Linked DNA regions of Homo sapiens: region 1 is linked to region 2. A link is a loop called in an ENCODE intact Hi-C map of the cell type or tissue named here. Cell type or tissue: IMR-90. All regions are shown on one strand. Links, peaks and the distances in the headings refer to the core of each region. The heading gives the core; the rest is flanking DNA.

The links. A loop is a pair of places that touch in the nucleus more often than their neighbours do. Peaks named below come from ENCODE experiments on the same cell type or tissue, not always from the same donor. Only the 100,000 strongest peaks of a DNase experiment are listed, where the experiment ranks them.
Region 1: it touches region 2 in a loop (3-fold over the local background); 2 of 110 quality-filtered maps call a loop at or near these places.

Annotation. Positions count from the first base shown.
Region 1 is chr1:245,796,339-245,807,301 of GRCh38, forward strand. All of the region lies in intron 10 of SMYD3 (SET and MYND domain containing 3), which reads right to left. Among named protein-coding and RNA genes, the nearest start is that of SMYD3-AS1, 310 kb to the right of the region's middle. RefSeq lists an enhancer at 10,915-10,963. In IMR-90, for the core only: a CTCF peak has its summit at 1,438 (motif pointing left); DNase peaks (open chromatin) are centred at 4,753 and 5,043; H3K27ac peaks cover 1,619 bases.
Region 2 is chr1:245,595,123-245,606,085 of GRCh38, forward strand. KIF26B (kinesin family member 26B) reads left to right here. Exons shown (of 15, transcript NM_018012.4): 6 at 7,455-7,661. Among named protein-coding and RNA genes, the nearest start is that of KIF26B-AS1, 370 kb to the left of the region's middle. RefSeq lists an enhancer at 10,921-10,963. In IMR-90, for the core only: no CTCF peak of the experiment used is centred there; a DNase peak (open chromatin) is centred at 4,469; H3K27ac peaks cover 2,338 bases.

The DNA of each region.
Region 1 (10,963 bases), core at 1,173-9,172, 200 kb after region 2:
TTCTAGATTTTTTTTTTAATAAAATGGAGACTGATTTCTTGTAACCCTGTACAACAGCACAGAGTAATGGTTTACAGGACACTGCCAAATAGAGACCCTGCCAGGACCTACTTTAATGAACAGTAAAGAACTGTCTATGATCAACTATCTTTTTAGCGGGGATAGCATGCTGTAAAGGCAGCATGAATGGGCTAGCATTTCCCCTATAATTTCCTACATATTTATGATTTTCACAGGAAACAATTTTTTTCCATCTACAGACACTGGAAATGTGAGTATCAGCTCTCTCTCTACAGTACCATAAATTCAAAATCAGTGAGGCCAGATCAATGAAATTTGATACGCACAAAACTCTTGCATATTCTCATGTGAGTGTGGAGGAGAGCAGAGTGTCATCAAGACTCCACTCCACAGCCATAGTCTCCGCATCTGCAGTTAGCTCTTTTAGGACAGCTAGATCACTGCTCCATTCTATTAGCTCCAAACATACTGCAACCACCTGTTGAAGCTGGGAAGGCTCAGCATTTTTTTCTCTTTCTCCCACTGGCTCTGCAGAAAGCATCACAATTCCAATTAGTCTGTCAAAAACGAAAGGCCATGACTTAAGGTGCAAAACACCTATGAAATAATGAATTTGGAAGGACAGGAGGAGACATATCTGTACCGGTTAGTGTACTCAAGAATCAGGCTATAGAGGAAATTGCTTCTTTGGTAGTGTAAATACAAAGTTTTCAAGAATAGTTACTACAAGGCACTTTCTATTCAAGTACCAAATTGTGAGATACAGAATATGAGGGGATTTGGTGAATGTTTTCCTTTGAACAGGGCTTTACTTCAGGTCCATACCCAAAGGAATATCAATCATGCTGCTATAAAGACACATGCACACGTATGTTTATTGCAGCAGTACTCACAATAGCAAAGACTTGGAACCAACCCAAATGTCCAACAATGATAGACTGGATTAAGAAAATGTGGCATATATACACCATGGAATACTATGCAGCCACAAAAAAGGATATTTCATGTCCTTTGTAGGGACATGGATGAAGCTGGAAACCATCATTCTCAACAAACTATCACAAGGACAAAAAACCAAACACCACATGTTCTCACTGATAGGTGGGAACTGAACAATGAGAACGCTTGGACACAGGAAGGGGAACATCACACACTGGGGCCTGTGGTGGGGTGGGGGGAGGGGGTAGGATAGCATTAGGAGATATACCTAATGTAAATGACAAGTTAATGGGTGCAGCACACCAACATGGCACATGTATACATATGTAACAAACCTGCACGTTGTGCACATGTACCCTAGAACTTAAAGTATAATTATATATAGATAGATAGATAGATATAAAGAAAAGAAAAGAAAAGAAAAAGAAACGGCCAACTCTAAGGAGATTTCAGGTCCACTGCAGACGCCCCCTACTGGCCGGTTTTCAAAGCTATGCCAAGACATGTCCTCTCAATTGCTTCCGGGTTCCAAAAAAAAAAAAAAAAAAAAGGTGGATCAAGACACCAGCGAGGCTCATTGCTTGTGGTCTGCTTCTTATGTGTTCTAGGGAATTTTATTTTCAAAAGCTACAAAGCTTTTCACAATATGGGTTTGAGGATGCTCAGTACGTGAGAATTTTGGGTTGAGGTACAGAAACCAGATAAAGCCTTGTTCATTTGCTCATTCGGCATCAACGTCCAGTGTGTCCCAATGTAAATGAATCACTGTCTAGAAAGTAGAAACATTCTTATTTTTTTTTTTAAAATATGCAACTCTTGGCTATTACTGGCTATTTCATATTCCAGGAAAGCACAGAGGATTCTGCACTGAGCTGCTGCAGGCGAGCTCACTCCTACCCAGCTCCTTAGCCTGGCCTGCGCCATCACCCAGTAGTGCCTGTGTCGAGCTGGTCTGCAGTCCCTGAGCCCCTTCCCTACCCTCAAAAGAGGAAGCAATTTCCAGTGGGAGCCAGAGCGGCCCCGGCCCATGGGGAAGGGCAGACTGAGAAGCCTTCTGAGGGAAGGATCTTGACCTGTCAACACACACACGCGCACACACACACACACATACACACACATACACACCCCCACACACATACACACACATAAAAATATGCACACACATACACACACATACACAACACACCACACACACACACACACACACCTTGAGCCTTCCCCATGCTTAAGAGCCACCCAGCTTCTTAATCTGCCCACCCCAGAACCAGGAAGAAAGAGGGAAATTTCAAGAGCCTTGGGCTCCATTCTTTGTGATGCCCAGATGTGTTTTCTCAGGCTGGGCTTGTACTGGACGAGGCTGAACAGGAGCGGGGCAGCTACCCCTCCGCTACCACTGCTGGCTTTTCCTGTGCCTCCTGTTGCTCCCTTATTAGATGACCACTCAAAGCTTAATTCCTCTCTTATGTTGTTTGAATCTCTTCAGATCACCCTTCTGGCCTTCACTACCTATTTTCTTCTTCCTCCCACTTTCTCTCATTCTTTTCCCCCTAGAACACCATCAACCCCTCAGCCCAGCCTTGCTCAGGCCCCTCAGACCATGCCTTAGTGTTCCCGGCAGGCCCTGCTTCCAACTGGACTCACTGCAGCCTGATGATGTCCTTGTTACTTTTTCACACAGCAAATATCCATCCAACAGGCACTCTTCTCTTTTCACTCCTGTCTGCACCCTCGATACTCTTCACAGAACAAGCTCTAGCCCTCTCCATAGCAGAGAACCTGCCTACTCCTCTGAGAGATGATAAATGCTCCCAGAGAGGAATCAGAGCTATAGGTGACAGCTCCTTATTCCTATTAGGTACAGAGAGGTTGAAGGGAGAGGGCTGGGCATCCAGCCTTCCCTGGTCCTCCTACACAGCTGTGCAAGGAGCACAGCAACAAGAGCAACATCACAGAGAGAGAGGGGCCGAGGGGAGGGGTTGCAGCAGCTCAGCAGGAAGGTCTGCCATGTCCCACCATGTCTGATGCACTCAGTTCTCTCAATTCTGATTCCTACACTCAGCCCTGCTCTCAACTGTGTAGGACCCCAAAAACTGGGTTCTCTAAAGGGTCTGAAAACAGCCAATCCACCACAATCACCAGCAAGTGCTGTTATAGTCCCTCTCTTCTCCTTTCCAATTAAATGAACACTAAATGGACTCGAATGCGTGAAGTCTGAGATATCATGACAAGAAGTAAATTTAGTTACTCTGAAGCAAGCTAGGCAATGTGTGAGTTTATGCAAACAAACATTTTTATGTTTTATTATAAAGTGTAACGAATGTTAGTCATGTGAGTAAACTGGGTACAGCACATTGTTCTCTTTGTATTTTGGCTGCTGACGCTGGTAGAGGAGGCATCTGTCTGCCCTGGATTAACTTCTCTGTGGTATCTGCTAATGAATCAGTGAGGCAGAGAAGCTTCCTGCAGGATCTCCCGACCTCGGCACACCTGTCCACCTGTCCATCTGCCCACCTCATGCTGCAGCGCTGGAATTCACACCAATGAACCAGTAAGGCAGAGAAGCTTCCTGCAGGATCTCCCGACCTAGGCACACCTGTCCACCTGTCCATCTGCCCACCTCATGCTGCAGCACTGGAATTCACACCAATGTGCAAACAGTTGGCATCACTTTGAAGCCACTCCAAGGTGGCATCTGCACTTAATAACAAACACCCTGCAAAAACCGCTGTGCAGCCGTGGGCCTAAGGTATGTGCCCACTTCATCAGCCTCATTCTGGGCCACTTGTCCTGTCCCGCTTCCTTCATCTCCCCATGCCTGTCACCACCCTAGCTGTTGTGCAGGTTCTTGAGTGTGGTATTTTCCCTCCTGCTACCGGGTCAGGGAGAGCTCTTCTCTGAGGCTGGCCAGCCCCTCCGGTAGTTCACTTTACTCTCACAACTGGGCTCCCTTCCCATCACCTCCTGTTTCTACCTAAAAGCAGGTCCTTCCATCGGAAGCTCTTCTAACAGTGTATCTTTCCTTCCTAGCTCTTCATGCAGTTCATAACTATACACTATATTTTGGTAATGATGTCATTGTCTCTCATGCTAGAGTGTAAACTGTCTAGTGATAGGGTTATATATGCTGGGTTTTTTTTTTAAATAATGCTATATCTAATAGTGCTTGGCACATAGGAGGTACTCAATACATATTTAAATATTTGTGACATTAATGAACAAATGGTATTAAGGATACAGACCAAGAGAGCTCAAGCAGAAAACAGAACACAGCCCTGTCATGCAGATGTCCCTACGTAAATAAGCCATTAACTTCTCTAGATCAAGCTGGTTGGGAAAAATGACATCTGTGGATAACAAATGATGAAAACTTTGTTCTTAAAGACTGTTTTGTACAAATGCATAAGAAAAGACTAAGTTTTTTTTCCTAAAGCAAGTAGTGGACATCCCAACACCATCCATGGGAGAATGAGAGACATCTGTCACAGGGCCCCAGGAACTTGGGGAAGGATTCGGGCTGGCTGACAATGACTCTTTTCTTGGCCAGTGTGGCTAAAGAGTAATACCACCTTCCTGATGACAAAGAAACAGAAACTAATAGCAGGGCATACTCATGGTTAGTTGGACATAATTGTGTAGAATGAATTTTATACAGTTTTCATTACAGAATGTGGGGTGTAGTAATTCTCTGCAAATTCTTTGTTCATTACATAAAATCCTGGGTTGAAACAGCCCTCTAGATACTATTATGCAGGGGGGCCAGAACTGACTACGTCTTATTTGACTTTTAAAGTCAAGTTTCTGGTGGACAAGCCAAATAAACAGCCCCACTTAAGAGAATTCAATCCTAAAGAAGTTTATTTTTGTCTGGGTGTGCTACGTATTATACTAGAGCCAATTACAAATGTTTAAAATAGCTAAACTTTTAAAAATGTGTTTGATGCTTTTATATGCAAAAGTGTTTTCAAAAACAATAATAGTGTCAATAAACAGAGTATCGGATTTGACAAGGTGGATTGTTAAGTGGTTGCAAACTGTTCCCACAAGACGCTGATGAGTGCATCCCTCTGGCCTGGAGGGCATGGAATCAGGCCATCATTTCTAGCCACGGTAACTAAACTTACTTCTTGTCATAAATATCTCAGACTTCAGGCATTCAAGTCTAAGTCCATGATTTAGATGAAGATATTTAAGACATGTTTATCAAACCTGCAGCTGCTACGAAGCTCAGAGGAAGGGATAAGAGCTCTTATAATCTTGGCCATGGTAGTTAATCCAGCAGACTCTCCATTTCTTCATCTATAAAGTGTGACAATGATTTCGATTTTGTAGGGTTATTGTAAAGAATTAATGAGCCAAGGTATATAAAGTGAACCAGTAAAGTTAGTTATCTTCTTTTACACAAAGAATAGCAGAATCAGGATTTGTTAAAAAAAAAAAAAAAATCACAAAAACTCAAGTTGGAAAAATGGGCTAAAGCTAATAATTGTATCAATAAAAAAGGGAAACCCAGCATGTAGCTTTAAAAAAACAAAACAAAACAAAACTCTGTGGAAGGATCTACAAAAACAACGACACATGAATAAAACAAGTAAGTTGTTTAAAAAAACACCAAAACACCAAAAAAAAAAACCTTTGAGTAATGTCACCAAATCGTGTTCTTCCAAAATATAATAACGCCATTTGTAGACTCTTAAGACTTGTTATATATAATCAATCAGTCCTACTGATTAAAGGAAGGTTGCATGTTTTACAACCTTAGGGCAGAGATTCCTGGTGGACTGACGTTAGGAATGCGTAAACAACATTGTCACCAATGTATTCCACTGAGTTCTATTTTATAATTACTTATTTAAAATAATTTGAGTTGCTCTCATAGTAAACCTGCATTTAAGCAACAAAATTACTGAATACCCACAGAATGGGGAGATTTGACTTGGTAGTGTTCCTGGCATGGAGTTCTAGAAGTTCTCAGTGGCCACAAGCTCAGCAGGAGACAACTGCTGTGAAGCCATTGAAGTCTTCACCTCAACTACACTAGTCCTAGGGCCAGAGAGCCAAACGCTGACCTCCCCCTCTCCCCAAGTCATAAGACAACTCTCTTTTTCCTTTACTACAAATTATGAAAATAGCTACTTGATATCAAGGTCACAACTAATTTCATTTTATTCAACTTAATCTCTTGAAAAATGATTGGTTTTTTAAAAAGATACATTTTGCATTGCATACCTCCCCAAAGCAGGAGTATTGCAGTACTAGAGATGGAATCAACCATGCTTCAGCTACCCCTGGTTAGTGGCTTCAGGCTATAGCCTAGGGCCTGGCTTTGGGCTCCAGAGCTTTCTGGATAATAAGGTGGCTCCAGTTTCCAATGTTCCCTCATGGTGCCTGTTGGTGGCCTAAAATTCTGTGATTTCTTTTAAAACAACAAAAGTCAAGCTATGAAGAGAGTGAGGAATGAATCTGCCAGGCCAGCATTGCTCTTCAAGATAATGGAATAATCGGAAGACAGAACCAGACTGGAAACCTTGGGCCTCGTCTTAAGCTCTTATCTTGGGCAAATCTCTTAAGTCATTGAGACTTGTTGAGGGGCTGCCATCAGATCACCTTTAAAGTCTTCTCTAGTTCTGAAATTCTATCAGCTGCCAACTGCCTTGGCACACAGGCAACATTGGCCTTTATGAATCTGTGGACACCACTTGCCTCTCAAAACTGCCAGAAATGAGTTAAAAAGCATGAATGTTCAAGACTCACAGGGCTGGCAGAGAAGCTCTACAGCTTCTAAAAATACTTCTTCTCTTTCTTCATTATCTGATTCACAGGACCTAATTTAATGGTGAAATTCCGGAATGGCGTGCCGAAACCTCTGACTGTGACATGAAAGATGGTCATCTTGCACCTGGGATTCAGTTATGAATGGCTTGCCGTATGTGCAAGCACTCTGTCATTTGCCTCCAGCTGTTTATTCGTCACACTGGGGCACAGGAGAGGTGCTAGGAGCAAACCAACAGCAAAATAAAAACATTAATTTATGCAAAGCTTTCTAGACACAACTGCTGTTGCTGAGAAACAATTACCACTACAAACCTGGTGTTTTAGGTTGAACCATATGAACTGGCCAATTTCACGTATGAACTGGCCAATTTCACAGGTCAACAATGGTGACTGTCAACAGTTTCATATGGTTAAATACACACAAAGCCCCCCAGTGGCTGGGGAAAGTGGTATTCTACAGGTTTTTCTCTGAGTGCAATGATGGTGGGAAGAAGATGGACGACAACTCAAATGCAAACCCCAGCCACGTGGAGGCTAAAAAGTTATTATGTAACAAAACGACATTATAGAAATGCCTTCTGGAACTACTAGAATTAGGTGGGAATTCTTAAGGAAAGGAAAATCATTATTTCTAGAGTTAACAAAAGCTGGAAGGAAAATGACAAACACACAAACCTATCAGCTTAAGAAAATTTCTAAAATTTGATGTGCCTGATTTTGAAGCCAACAGAAGAGGGAACAGAGAGATGCAGAGAAACAATGTCCTATTGGATCCTTTGAGCCCTGGATCCAACCAGGCTTGAGGCCAGATATCCCTGGACTTTCCAGTTACGTAAGTCAGTATTTTTTTTTTTTTTTTTTGAGACAGAGTCTCTCTCTGTCGCCCAGGCTGGAGTGGAGTGGCACAATCTCGGCTCACTGCAACCTCCGCCTCCCGGGTTCAAGGATTCTCCTGCCTCAGACTTCCAAGCAGCTGGGACCACAGGCGCCCACCACCACACTCGGGTAATTTTTGTATTTTTAGTAGAGACAGGGTTTCAACATATTGGCCAGGCTGGTCTTGAACTCCTGTCCTTGTGATCTGCCCATCTCGGCCTCCCAAAGTGTTGGGATTACAGGCGTGAGGCACCGCGCCCAGCTGAGTCAGTATCTTTCTTATTAAAGCACATACTCATGCATACACACACAATAGCACTCACTGCCGTGGTCTGGATGTTCTCCCAAATTAATGTGTTAAAACTTAATTCCCGGCCGGGCGCAGTGGCACTTTGGGAGGCCAAGGCAGGCGGATCACGAAGTCAGGAGATCCAGACCATCCTGGCTAATGTGGTGAAACCCCATCTCTACTAAAAATACGGGCGCCTGTAGTCCCAGCTACTCGGGAGGCTGAGGCAGGAGAATGGCATGGACCTGGGAGGCGGAGCTTGCATTGAGCTGAGATTGCACCACTGCACTCCAGCCTGGGTGACAAAGCGAGACTCCGTCTCAAAACAAAAACAAAAACAAAAAAACTTAATTCCCACTGTAGTGGTAGTAAGAGTGGGGCCTTTGGGAACTGATTAAGCCATGAGGGCTCTGCTCTTATAAATGAATTAGTACCTTATAAAAGAGCTAGAGGGAACTAACTTAGGCCCCTTTTTTGCCCTTTTGCATTCTGCCACGTGAGGACACAGAGTTCATCCCCTCTGGAGGCCACAGCAACAAGGAACCATCTTGAAGTTGGAGCGAGCAGCCCTCACCAGGCGCTGAACCTGCCAGTGCCTGGATCTTGGTGTCTCAGCCTCTCCAACTGTGCTGAGTAACTTTCTGTTGTTTATAAATTACCCAGTCTGTGGTATTTTGTTGTGGCAGCACAAAGATACCCACCACATACACAAAAGCTTATGATGCTGGACCAACCCATCTCAAAATGTTGAACTGAATCACAACAAGCAAGACCCATTTCATATCAAAACTTCAAAAAAGCTTTGGCTTCTAGTCTGATTCACAAGTACATGCGTTCAAGGCCCAAGCAGTTAAAACCCTGCACAGATAAATTGTAAGAGCCTGGGTAAAAGAAAATAGAATTTCCTGGTAAGTGAGAATGAAAAAAAAAAAAAAAGTTTACCACATGTGTAGATTTAACCAGTACGTTACTAATGCAGAGAAGGGAAGAATCAGGCTATTTCATAATCAAATGTTGATAATATAAGAGAGGGGCAAGTTTATTATGTCCTCATCAGAAGCAAGAAGCTGGATGTCAGGTATACTGTGAAAAATTGCACAAGCCAAGACCTAAGACTGGATTAAAATTATCAAATTGTTATTAGATGAAAGTTACTAGAATATTGTCAGATTATCCTAACCATAAGAGTAGCAGAACAGTACTCAATGTTTCTAATCAGTTTTGTCTATTTTCTGAGCTGGTTAAACATTTGCTGATGTGCAATTTGTAAAGTCACAGCCATCTGTTCATTTGTGTCTTAAGTCTTCCTGCATAAATTCTGCTCTTTTACCTGTTTTGGGGAAATAAAAGTTTATTTTAATTTACTGCCAAAATTTGTGGCACAGGAAAGGGATAGGTTGAAACCAAAAACTATTTTGCTTTTTTACCATCTATTAGTCATCCTTTGAAAAATCAATATTCAGTGCTCACCCCGTCTGTGGCTCCAGGCAATCAAAAGAAAATTGTGTACTGTCCCCATTCAGACTGATGATGCATTGTGCCATTATCCTGTGAGCTAATATGAGATTCAGTATCTGCTGTCTTACCTGACAAATAAGCCTTCAGAATCCAGGCTTGGGCACATTATTTGAAGAATCTGCAGCTTTAATATAATTTATATTCCCAAGTTCCTTCTACTGCTTCAGTATATGCAGCATATGACTTGAGATAGAAGGATAAAGAAACCAGAATGATTCTCTTCTTTCCTACCCCATCATCTGATCAATTCTGGACATTCCTTTCAACCCTGTGGCCATCTATTACAAGTTGAGTGCCTACTATGTGTCAGAGAATATGTTAGCTGCTGGGAAGACAGTTATGAAGAAGACGGGGTCTTTCCAGTTGTTCAACTTTTTTTGCTACTCATAAAGAGGATAAAAGAAAGAGAAAGAAGAGAAAGAATTCCAGTCTGTTAGGAAATATTATAAAATTACTCCAAAGTGGGGATGCAGAATTAAAATATACCAGAAGTAAAAAAGAGAAATGCTGATGTTCTATTTCATGATCAATAATAAAAACAGTAACAGCTTATATTTGTTGAATGCTTATTTTTTGCCATCCATATTGCTAGGATTTGTCTTACTTAATCCTTATCACAACGCTGTGAGGTAGGTACTGTAAATAAATCCATTTTAGAAATGGGAAAACTGAGGCTCAGGGAAGTTAAATTCCATGTCTACAATAAAATATCTCAAAGCAATGGAGTTGCCGCAGAAACCTACCTGCCTCCGATACCTGAACCCTTCCTTGCTATGCTATATTGCAGGAACTTGGCCCTAAACTGACACCTTGCCAACTTGGGATACGTGTTATTTCTAAAGATGAACTTTCAAAGTGGGTTAAAAGAGGGAGAAGGCCGGGCGCGGTGGCTCACGCCTGTAATCCCAGCACTTTGGGAGGCCGAGGCGGGTGGATCATGAGGTCAGGAGATGGAGACCATCCTGGCTAACAAGGTGAAACCCCGTCTCTACTAAAAATACAAAAAATTAGCCGGGCGCGGTGGCGGGCGCCTGTAGTCCCAGCTACTCGGGAGGCTGAGGCAGGAGAATGGCGTGAACCCGGGAGGCGGAGCTTGCAGTGAGCCGAGATCGCGCCACTGCAGTCCGCAATCCGGCCTGGGCGACAGAGCGAGACTCCGTCTCAAAAAAAAAAAAAAAAAAAAAAAAAAAAAGAGGGAGAAAAATGGTAAGACATATCTTCCTAACAGTTAGAAATGAACAGAGAAATGAGTCAGGATTGAGGACAGGGCTGAAGGTGTCTTCTGGGACCAGTCAAGAGTGGGGTGTGGTCAGGCTGCTGCTGCTCACTCCTCCTCCCACGCAGCACCCACAGGCTGCATGGTGCAACTGGGAGGCTTGCTGGAAAATGGCAAGTCCTGCTGCAGGCGGGCTACAGTGGGCAGCCCTCACCTCCACTCCTGGCCAAACTGACCAGGGCCACTCTCCTTACACAGAGACCATGCTGCTGACCAGGTCTCTCTGGGGCCATCAGCCTCAGGTCAGCAAAAGGTCTTACAAAAGTCAAGAA
Region 2 (10,963 bases), core at 1,424-9,423:
CTTACTCTCTTCCTATTTGGATACCCTTTATTTCTTTCTCTTGCCTGATCGCCCTGGCCAGAACTTCCAATACCATATTGAATAGGAGTGGTGAGAGAGGGCATTCTTGTATTGTGCTGGTTTTCAAAGGGAATGCTTCCAGCTTTTGCCTATTCAGTATGATATTGGCTGTGGGTTTGTCATAAATAGCTCTTATTATTTTGAGAAACGTTTCATCGATACCTAATTTACTGAGAGTTTTTAGCATGAAGGGGTGTTGAATTTTGTTGAAGGCCTTTTCTGCATCTATTGAGATAATCGTGGTTTTTGTCATTCGTTCTGTTTATGTGATGGCTTACATTTATTGATTTGCGTATGTTGAACCAGCCTTGCATCCCAAAGATGAAGCCGACCTGATCGTGGTGGATAAGCTTTTTGATGTGCTGCTGGATTCAGTTTGCCAGTATTTTATTGAGGATTTTCACATCGATGTTCATCAGGGATATTGGCCTGAAATTTTCTTTTTTTGTTGTGTCTCTGCCAGGTTTTGGTATCAGGATGATTCTGGCCTCATAAAATGGGTTAGGGAGGAGTCCCTCTTTTTCTATAGTTTGGAATAGTTTCAGAAGGAATGGTATCAGCTCTTCTTTGTACCTCTGGTAGAATTCAGCTGTGAATCTGTCTGGTCCTGGGCTTTTTTTGGTTGGTAGGCTGCGAAATTACTGCCTCAATTTCAGAACTAGATATTGATCTATTCAGGGATTCGACTTCTTCTTGGTTTAGGCTTGGGAGGGTGTATGTGTCCAGGAATTTATCCATTTCTTCTAGATTTTGTAGTTTATTTGCATAGAGGTGTTCATAGTATTCTCTGACGGTAGTTTGTATTTCTGTGGGATCAGTGGTGATATCCCCTTTATCATTTTTTATTGTGTCTATTTGATTCTTCTCTCTTTTCTTCTTTGTTAGTCTGGCTAGCGGTCTATTTTGATAATCTTTTCAAAAAACCAGCTCCTGGATTCATTGATTTTTTGAAGGATTTTTTGTGTCTCTATTTCCTTCAGTTCTGCTCTGATCTTAGTTATTTCTTGCCTTCTGCTAGCTTTTGAATCTGTTTGCTCTTGCTTCTCTAGTTCTTTTAATTGTGATGTTAGGGTGTCGATTTTAGATCTTTCCTGCTTTCTCCTGTGGACATTGAGTGCTATAAATTTCCCTCTAAACATTGCTTTAAATGTGTCCCAGAGATTCTGGTATGTTGTGTCTTTGTGCTCATTGGTTTCAAAGAAATTATTTATTTCTGCCTTCATTTCATTATTTACCCAATAGTCATTCAGAAGCAGGTTGTTCAGTTTCCATGTAGTTGTGCAGTTTTGAGTGAGTTTCTTAACCCTGAGTTCTAATTTGATTGCAGTGTGGTCTGAGAGACTGTTTGTTATGATTTTCATTTTTTTGCATTTACTTCCAATTATGTGGTCGATTTCAGAATATGTGGTGCTGAGAAGAATGTATATTCTGTTGATTTGGGTTGGAGAGTTCTGTAGATGTCTTTTAGGTTCACTCAGTCCTGAGCTGAGTTCAAGCCCTGAATATCCTTATTAATTTTCTGTCTCGTTGCTCTAATATTGACAGTGGGATGTTAAAGTCTCCCACTATTATTGTGTGGGAGTCTAAATCTCTTTGTAGGTCTCTGAGAATTTGCTTTGCGAATCTGGGTGCTCCTGTATTGGGTGCATATATATTTAGGATCATTAGCTCTGCTTGTTGCATTGACCCCTTTACCATTATGTAACGCCTTAATTGTCTTTTTTTAATCTTTGTTGGTTTAAAGTCTGTTTTATCAGACACTACGACCGCAACCCTTGCTTTTTTTGTTTGTTTTCCATTTGCTTGGTAAATCTTCCTCCATCCCTTTATTTTGAGGCTATGTGTGACTCAGATGGGTCTCCTGAATACAGCACCCTGATGGGTCTTGACTCTTTATCCAATTTGCCAGTCTATATCTTTTAATTGGGGCATTTAGCCCATTTACATTTAAGGTTAATATTGTTATGTGTGAATTTGATCCTGTCATTATGATGCTAGCTGGTTATTTTTCCCATTAGTCGATGCAGTTTTTTCATAGCATGAATGGTCTTTACAATTTGGTATCTTTGTGCAGTGGGCTGGTACCAGTTGATCCTTTCCATGTTTAGTGCTTCCTTCAGGAGCTCTTGTAAGGCAGGCCTGGTGGTGACAAAATCTCTCAGCATTTGCCTGTCTGTAAGGGATTTTATTTCTCCTTTGCTTATGAAGCTTAGTTTGGCTGGATATGAAATTCTGGGTTGAAAATTCTTTAAGAGTGTTGACTATTGGCCCCCACCCTCTTCTGGCTTGTAGGGTTTCTGCAGAGAGATCTGCTGTTAGTCTAGGGAAGATGGGCTTCCCTTTGTGGGTAACCTGACCTTTCTCTCTAGTGCCCATAACATTTTTCCATCATTTCAACCTTGGTGAATCTGACGATTTTGTGTCTTGGGGTTGCTCTTCTCGAGGAGTATCTTTTTGGTGTTCTCTATATATTCTGAATTTAAATGTTGGCCTGTCCTGCTAGTTTGAGGAAATTCTCCTGGATAATATCCTGAAGAGTGGTTTCCAACTTGGTTCCATTCTCCCTATCACTTTCAGGTACACCAATCAAACATAGGTTTGGTCTTTTCACATAGTTCCATATTTCTTGGAGGCTTTGTTCATTCCTTTTCATTCTTTTTTCTCTAATCTTGTCTTCACGCTTTATTTCACTAAGTTGATCTTCAATCTCTGCTATCCTTTCTTCCGCTTGATCGATTCAGCTATTGATACTGTGTGTGCTTCATGAAGTTCTCATGCTGTGTTTTTCAACTCCATCAGGTCATTTGTGTTCTTCTCTAAACTGGCTATTCTAGTTAGCAATTCCTCTAACCTTTTTTCAAGGTTCTTAGCTTCCTTGTATTGGGTTAGAGCATGCTCCTTTAGTTCAGATAGAGAGATGATAAGGGATCAGAAGAGGCCAGTGGTGAATTAACTCTGTAGCCTAGAACCTTGTAGGGGTAAAAACTATTTATCATCACCTACACACTCTTACTGGGCATTTATTGTGGCCAAGACTCGGGTTCCTGTGTGTCTGTAGAGGGCCTTCATTGTGGGTATCCACAAAGTGAGTTGAAACAAAGCTCATGCATGAGAAGCGCTGATGGAGTTCTCCCTTGCTCCTGCCACCTTCTTATCATCTGTAGTCTTTTTCTTACTGCTGAGGGATCCTTCCAGTGGTCACATTTGCCCATAGCCCTCCTGAACGCTTGAGTCTGCAGAAAACCTCTAGCTGGACAGCTTCTGGGTAGAGAAACAGGCCATGAAGAGCCTCCTACATGTGCACCATGTGGCTACGCTCCGTGACGAGGGAAAAACAGGAATATCTGTCTGCTGTGATCACGTGTAGTGGTCACGGTGAGAGATGACGGGGCTGCTCCTCCTCAGCCTCCAGTCAGGCTGTGTGGCAGCGATCACCTCCATGTCGATGGAGTGTCTGTGCAGTTTGGGAGCGAGGCTCTGCCTCTCTCGGTGAGTGTCTCACAGTTCCTTTCTCCCTCAGCCCCATGATGCCGTCCAGAACAAGGTGCTGAACTGATTAATGAGCAGGACATAAAGACAACTGCTGTCCAGAGCAACAGCTGTCCCAATCCATCCGTGGAATAAACAAACAGGGCAGAGCGAGGTCCCGACCAGTGGGGACTTGGGTGCAGGAAATGCCAGTCTCTTCTTGCTTGAATCAGGGTGTCAGGGGGCCTTCCTGGCCACCACTCAGGCTGTTCCTTTAGCTTTCTGGATCCCATTCCCTGCAGGTCTACCCTTGGGAGTGAAATAGTGACCGTCCCTTTGAGCCCGAGAGCTGGGGAGAAGGCCGTGCCTGTTAACAGCTGCCTGGACCCTCTCTGGAGAGCAGCAGGGAGAGGCGGGGCTGGAGGAGATGTTGCCAAGAACCTAAGGGTGTTAGTGACAAAAGCAAGAACTCCTGGCAACAAGTCCGAGGGACTTTCTTGATCACAAGTGGTATCTCCTAAGCACTTTAATTATAGCAGATTAAGCAGGAAGTGGAGTGCCGGACTAAAGGAATAATGATACAAAGGAGGTGAAGCAGAAAAACTTAATTTCCTTCCTTTAAGGGAAAAAAAAGTCCATTTATTTAGACGCATTGCAAAGAAAAGAATGGAGTGTGGCCTTTCCCCCAGCTCGGAGCTCAGTGGGTTTTTAAAGAACTGTGTGTATCTCTTTGGCCAGACCAGCGACTGGGATCTTCAGCCTCTCTGCAGAAAATGAGCCGCAGGCTCGGGATTTCGTTAAGATGCAGGAGCATTCCTTCTGGACCAATGACTCACTCATTCAGCCCCTTCTTTCCCGCTTCTCCTTGTCAGCCCTCGCCTGGCTGAGCTCATATTTTACATTCAGCACCTCTGGTTACCCAGAAATTGCATGCAAAATTGTGAAATAGAAAAGCAGTGGGCTGTGGGCTCCATCAGCTCTGCCTGGCGTTGCATCATCCTTGACTTGCAATGCTCAGAGGCTGGGCTAGGAGATTTGCTTACAGAAAGCCTGAAGGTCCCAGGGACCTTCCCAAAGTTGCGACTTGAATGCATGCTCTTAGCACACATGCTGTGTAACTGGGGCAGATCTGTAGGAATGAGTGGAACTGAAATCAGACCTTAGAAAGTCACAGTGAATAAGAAAATTGCCAGAATGGAATGCAGATATACCTACTGGTTACTGTCCTGTATGTAGCGGCTGTGTGGGATTTGACTGTGTTTTACTAATAGGAGCCTTGTTGGGCCCAGTGCTTCATAACTAGCTCTGTCTGTCGGGAATCCCCCACAGTATCCTGCTTGTGATTCACGCTATCCAGAGTCCAGGGCAAGGAGTTCTAAAACCTTATCATGTTTTGTTTTGTTTTGATACAGAGTTTCACTCTTGTTGCCCAGGCTGGAGTGTAATGGCGTGATCTTGGCTCACCACAACCTCCGCTTCCCGGGTTCACGCCATTCTTCTGCCTCAGCCTCCCGAGTAGCTGGGACTACAGGCGCCCGCCACCATGCCCGGCTAATTTTTTGTATTTTTAGTAGAGACGGGGTTTCACCGTGTTAGCCAGGATGGTCTCTATCTCCTGACCTTGTGATCCGCCCGCCTCGGCCTCCCAAAGTGCTGGGATTACAGGCGTGAGCCACCACGCCTGGCCGTTTTGTTTTTGAGAGACAAGGTCTCGCTCTGTCACCCAGGCTGGAGTGCAGTGGCATGATCATAGCTCACTGTAACCTTGAACTCCTGAGCTCAAGTGACCCTGCTACCTCAACCTCCCAAGTAGCTGGCACCTGTAGGTGTGCACCATCACACCTGGCTATTTTTTTTTAATTAACTTTTTGTAGAGATGGGCTCTCACCATGTTGCCCAGGCTTGTCTTGAACTCCCACCTCTGCCCACATGCTGGGCATTCAATTCCTAGATCTCTTCCTCCCTCCTCTCTTGACTTGCCTCCTCCTGGATCATGATATCTTATCATTTTCCAATCACAGCGTTAATGGTAAGGCTTGAGGCTGGGCGTGGCACCCATGCCTGTAAACCCAGTGCTTTGGGAGGCAGAGGTGGGAGTTCAAGACAAGCCTGGGCCATGTTCAGCACTTTACATGCCCATTCACTGAGTTTGCACAGCCGCCCATATGACGGGCATTGTTATTCCTACTGTACAGGTGAGGAAATGGGGGCTCTGAGAAGTGTGACTGTTTGTGGGAGGCAGCAGCTGGCATGATGGAAAAAGTGTAGGCATTGGAGGTGGGATCCAAGTCCAGTCTTCCACCCACAGGTTCAGTGATGTGGGGCAAGTTATATAACACAGTTTTCTCATCTGTAAAATCTGGACAGGCATACCTACACCCTGGAGCATTGGGAGGATTAAATGAGATCGTGTAGATAACAGCATAGTCCTGGCATATGAGAGAAAATGGCAGGGATCTTTCTATGACCTCAGTGTGAGAAGCAAGATCTAAACCCTCAGAGGTAGAGTGCGTCCCACACTCGGGCTCCTTCTACTGGGACACTGGCTTCCGGATCTCCACGGAGAACTGTTCTTAAGTTAGAAGGCAAGCACAGCGGGGACACGGTGCAGGACACCTGCGGACCCAGTGCCCTTGGGATTCTTTACCTTCAGCTTTGCTCACTGCAGATTAGTCCTCATCGCTCAGCAGAGAGAGTCGAGATTGGCAGGAGGATCTCCGTCTTGAACAACATTATGATTCTCTGAGCATTTCTATATGTTGAAAATATTTTATTTAAAAATTACAACCACCCCTCCTCCTCAAAATTGCATGACAGAGATTTCACCAAACCTGACAACTGATGAGACAAAGAGAACAAGACACAGAGAGGAATTTAGAAATAATCCTTGTGCATACCTTCCGAAGTTGCCACATATTACTAAAATTACCTGTATCTGTGTCTATCCTGCTACTCTATGCATTACATATCTTTGCATCCCCCATGCCTAGCACAGTGCCCAGCACATAGTAGGTGCTCAAAAAAAGTGCCCATCATTTGTTGGACTGAACTCACAACACAGTAACAAAGAGCCAGTTAGAGCAAATGCTGTCCCTTTTCCCAGGACTGTAGCTTCCAGACCCGTGTGAGGCCTCAGCCTGATTTCTGTTCACCTTAGAACCCCAAGGCTGACTGTGCATTTCCATAAGCACCTCGCTCGCCTGCAGGACGGGGCTGGGTTGGTGGTGGGTACCAGAGGTGCTCAGTGTTCAATCACGCAGAAAGTGGGCTAAAGGGCAGCGCCTCCTGCTCCCTCCAGAGATGCACTTCCATTCTCTGAAACGACAACTTCTCTGCACTCGCTTAATGGGATCCCAAATAACACGTCGCAGACCAGTCTTTTATCACTGTTGCCCCTTGGAACACATTTCGAATGCTGGCCATTAAAAGCAGGCCATTTCACGGTTCTTTAATGATGACACTAATAACTGTGGATTTTTGTCTCCCAGAGTCCTGATGAGCTGAGCCAAGGAGTAAATTACGGAGCTAACTTTTATGTGCATGGTTTATTGATCTGTGAGCTTCAAGGAAACTGCACCAGCCCCTATAGTTTGGCAGTCCAGACTACCTTTTCATCTGTGTAATTGGGCCACGAGGGCGCAGTTAATATTCAATTTATATTAATAGGAAGACAAAGAACATGATGTGCCAGCTCCATATTGAAGTAATGGGCATATCAAAATATTCTACCTGGTAATTATAAATAAATCAGTTTTCCCGTGACCCACCAAGGATGATGTTGCTAATTCACTGTGCATTTCATCATAATTTATCCTGAGAAAGTTCAGTGCTGCCATGTGCATGTATATCGCAGAGTATACAAGGGTGCTCCATCGTAAAACACCCAGCTGTCTTCATCCATGCTGTCGCCCATCTTTTCTTAACAGGTGAAAGTCATGCTTCGCATCTGTTCCACCTTGGCTCGAGATACTTCAGAATCCAGCTCTTTCTTAAAGGTGGACCCACGGAAGAAGCAGATCACCTTGTACGATCCCCTGACTTGTGGAGGTCAAAATGCCTTCCAAAAGAGAGGCAACCAGGTTCCTCCAAAGATGTTTGCCTTCGATGCAGTTTTTCCACAAGACGCTTCTCAGGTGGGTATCAGCCCCCTCTCAGGCTCAGGCAACGTTGATGAAAGGGCAACGTTTACTCATTCACAAGGGCCCTTGAGCTGGGAGGGTGTCTTCTGGAGCATTCTGATGGACCAGTTCCTTCAGGAGTCAATCTGAGCTCCACCGAATGGTCCAGTGCTTTTGAATTACTGGTGTCAGACCTTGGGCAGGATCAGTGTGCACAGATTTCAATAAAATCTGTCCTTGGGGAGAAGGAAGTGTGAGCCAGTCAGTGGATCACACACAGAAGCAGGAAGATAACAGAAAGGGACAAGGACAATGCGTCAAGGTGCTGGTGACAGATCTAGTAGGACCCTACTCCTGCCTGGGCATTGTACGAAGGGAAAAAAAAAAGTGTTTCAGGGAGCTGATTAGAATTAGGCCATCTCCTAGGCCCTGTATAAGCACACTGGGGTTGAGGGCAAGCCTGTAGCCCTAGTAAGGAACCAGAGTGCAAGGCAGGGAAACCGAGGCTGACATGCATCCTGTGGCCTGGCTCAGTGGAGTGAAGGGGAAGAAGAGAGGCTCAGGGACAGGTGTTGTATTCGCTGAATTGCTGCCTTACAAATCACCCTAAAATTCAGTGCTTAATACAGTAAGCATTTATCATTGCTCATCGGTCAGCTGAGCAGCTCTTCTGGTCCTAGCTCAGCTCATTTTTATGTCTGTGATCAGCTGTGGGTTGGGCAGGCAGCTCTGTGGATCTTGGCTGGATATCAGCCAGGCGAAATAAGATCATCCTATATCACACCATAGGCACATGTCTTTGGGGGTTGGCTGGCCTTACACTGGTGTAGAATAGCCTTGACCAGGTCAGCTGGTCTCTCTTCCACATTGTCGGTCGTCATCCAGCAGGCTAGCTTGGGCTAGTTCTCAAGGCAGTTTCCAGGACCCATGCATGCAGGTCTCTGGAGGCCTAAGCTCAGAATTGACCCAATATCACTTCTGCTGGATTCTACTGGCCCAGCTTCATGAGATGGAGAAGAGATTGCTTCTAATGATTGGACGAGCTCCAAGTCACATTGCAAGGGAGTTGCACCCAGGCTGGGGTGGAGAATTGGGGCCATTTTTATTAATCTACTATGAGCATAATTGGGAGGCTACTTGGGGGCCCAGGGTACCAAGATTACTGAGCCATGGGCAGCCAATGAACTGCAGACCTCACCAGATGCTGCAACTAAAGCTGCTAGTAGATATCTGTTCTCCTTTGGATTCACCCTGGAGCTTTGGTGAAGATGGGCCTCTAAGTGGCACGAAACAGCACCTGTTCCTTCAGGGGAGGGAGCAGGGACAGACGTGTAGAACTGATTGCAGAAATGAATAACCCAGGTTATAGAATATAGCCTACTTTGCCTGGAGTTTGCATCTTTCTGGTAAGTTTCTAGTGCTTATCAAGATTTACATTAAACAGTGTATAGGATAATAACTAATAATCTATAGCAGAACCTGACGACAACAGTGCGAATAGTTACCATTTGCAGCCTCTGTGAATTTCCTCCAGGCTGCATCTGAGTAGAGGAGGTGGCGATGTTCTCACGGGCTCCTATATTACACCGTGGGCACACAGCACATGTTACAGGCTCCATTCATTAAGAAGTTGAGCATGCGGTTTCCCCAAAGAGTTTTACCCAAGAAGACAAAGTACTTTATGAATAAGTTCTATGGTTTCTCTCCTTATTACATTTTTTGTGTGGCATATCACCCAATGGGCTCAGTAATTTAAACCTGACGTTTGGTCTAACAAATGGCCTACAAATAATTTCATTAACACAGTTAAAACTTTTCAGAAGCAAATCTCCACAAGTTGTAAGAATTCCAAAGCAAACCCTAAATCAAGCATGGACTATGAATGCGTTTTAGATTTATTCCAGAAAAAGGGTCCATTTTAATTGCTAGTCTTTGTTTACATTTCACACTCGGCTGCAGAGCTCAGTATGCTCAATACTGGAGTTTCGCTCATTTCAGAATGCCTTACTTTCATTCACATTTCCAATGTTATAATAAATTACATGTCTGTATAAATTTGCAGTTTTCAAGACATTTCGTAGACATTAACACATTTGACTCTTCCTAGAATTCAGTGGGGTAGGAAGAGAGGCACTGATGTTCTCATGTGACACACAAGGAAACCGAGACTCAAAGATGAAGTCACTTGTTCAAAGTCCCTTTCCCGAGCAGACGTCCTTCCTGGATTCCCCCCGTTAACCTCTCTGTATCCTGCTCGGTATGGTGGTGTATCTTTGACCTCCTGCCATTTTATCCAATATTTCCTAGCAGTGTGGCCTCAGGCGAGTCACTCAACCTCTCTGGACCTCAGTGTCCTTCCTCATCTGTCAGGTGAGGACATGACCACAATGTTCCTCATCAGGCCGTGTGATTCCTCGAGTTGACACACAGGAAGTGCTCACAGCAGAGCCAGGAACACAGCAAGTGCTCAACAAATGCGGCTATTTTTACCGTTATCACTGCCAATATTAGCAGCATGCTGCTGGCCAGGGCAAACTCAGCCCCACAGGGTGGGCACCCCTGGAGCCCCCAAGCCTGAAAGGAGGGAGTGTGCGGAGTGGGCCTGTGCTCTCCAGTCCTCATTTTCAGCCTGTGAAGCCGCAGCCACTGTGGTGACCCGGGCAGTTAGAAATTGTGCTTTCTCTTCGTTTCTAAGGAAATCAGCTTCCTGAAGCTAAACAGTGATTAGAACAGTCCTGTTTCATGGTTGCCTTTGAGAGCCATATGACCCTTCAGTGGCTTCGGCAGTCGCTGGCTGCCCCTGTTGGGACACGTCTCTGCTGGGACACACCCCTGCTGGAGAACCTGGACTTGTGGGCAGGCAGAGCCTTCCTGCAGACCTGGCCCTTCCCATGGGGGCTGTGCTCGAGAAGGCTGCATGCCTCTCCAGGTCCCAGGGGAAGCAGCAAGGGGCCTCCGGGGCCCCTGCCAGCTCTTAACACACACCAGATGGACAGCCCGCTGACCACGCTCTTCTCAGTGGAGAGCCGGGTGGGAACTGTGCCAGGGGATGCCGCCCCAACTCTGCACAGCAGGTCTCCTCTCGCCCCCGGCCTCTGCACGGGTGACTCAGTGTGGTCCACACACAGCCAACATTCTCCCAGGTGGCTCAAGAATCAAATACAGCTTATTTTATGTATAGCTCAAGGTGATTTCTCAGCCTCCTGCCTCCCATCCCACTTTATGTCCAAAGAAGGCTTAGTCCATTGGGCAGCCTTCTGCCTGCTCTGCAGACACGCCTCTGGCAAATTCCATCAAGACGCTACTGCTTCTGTCTC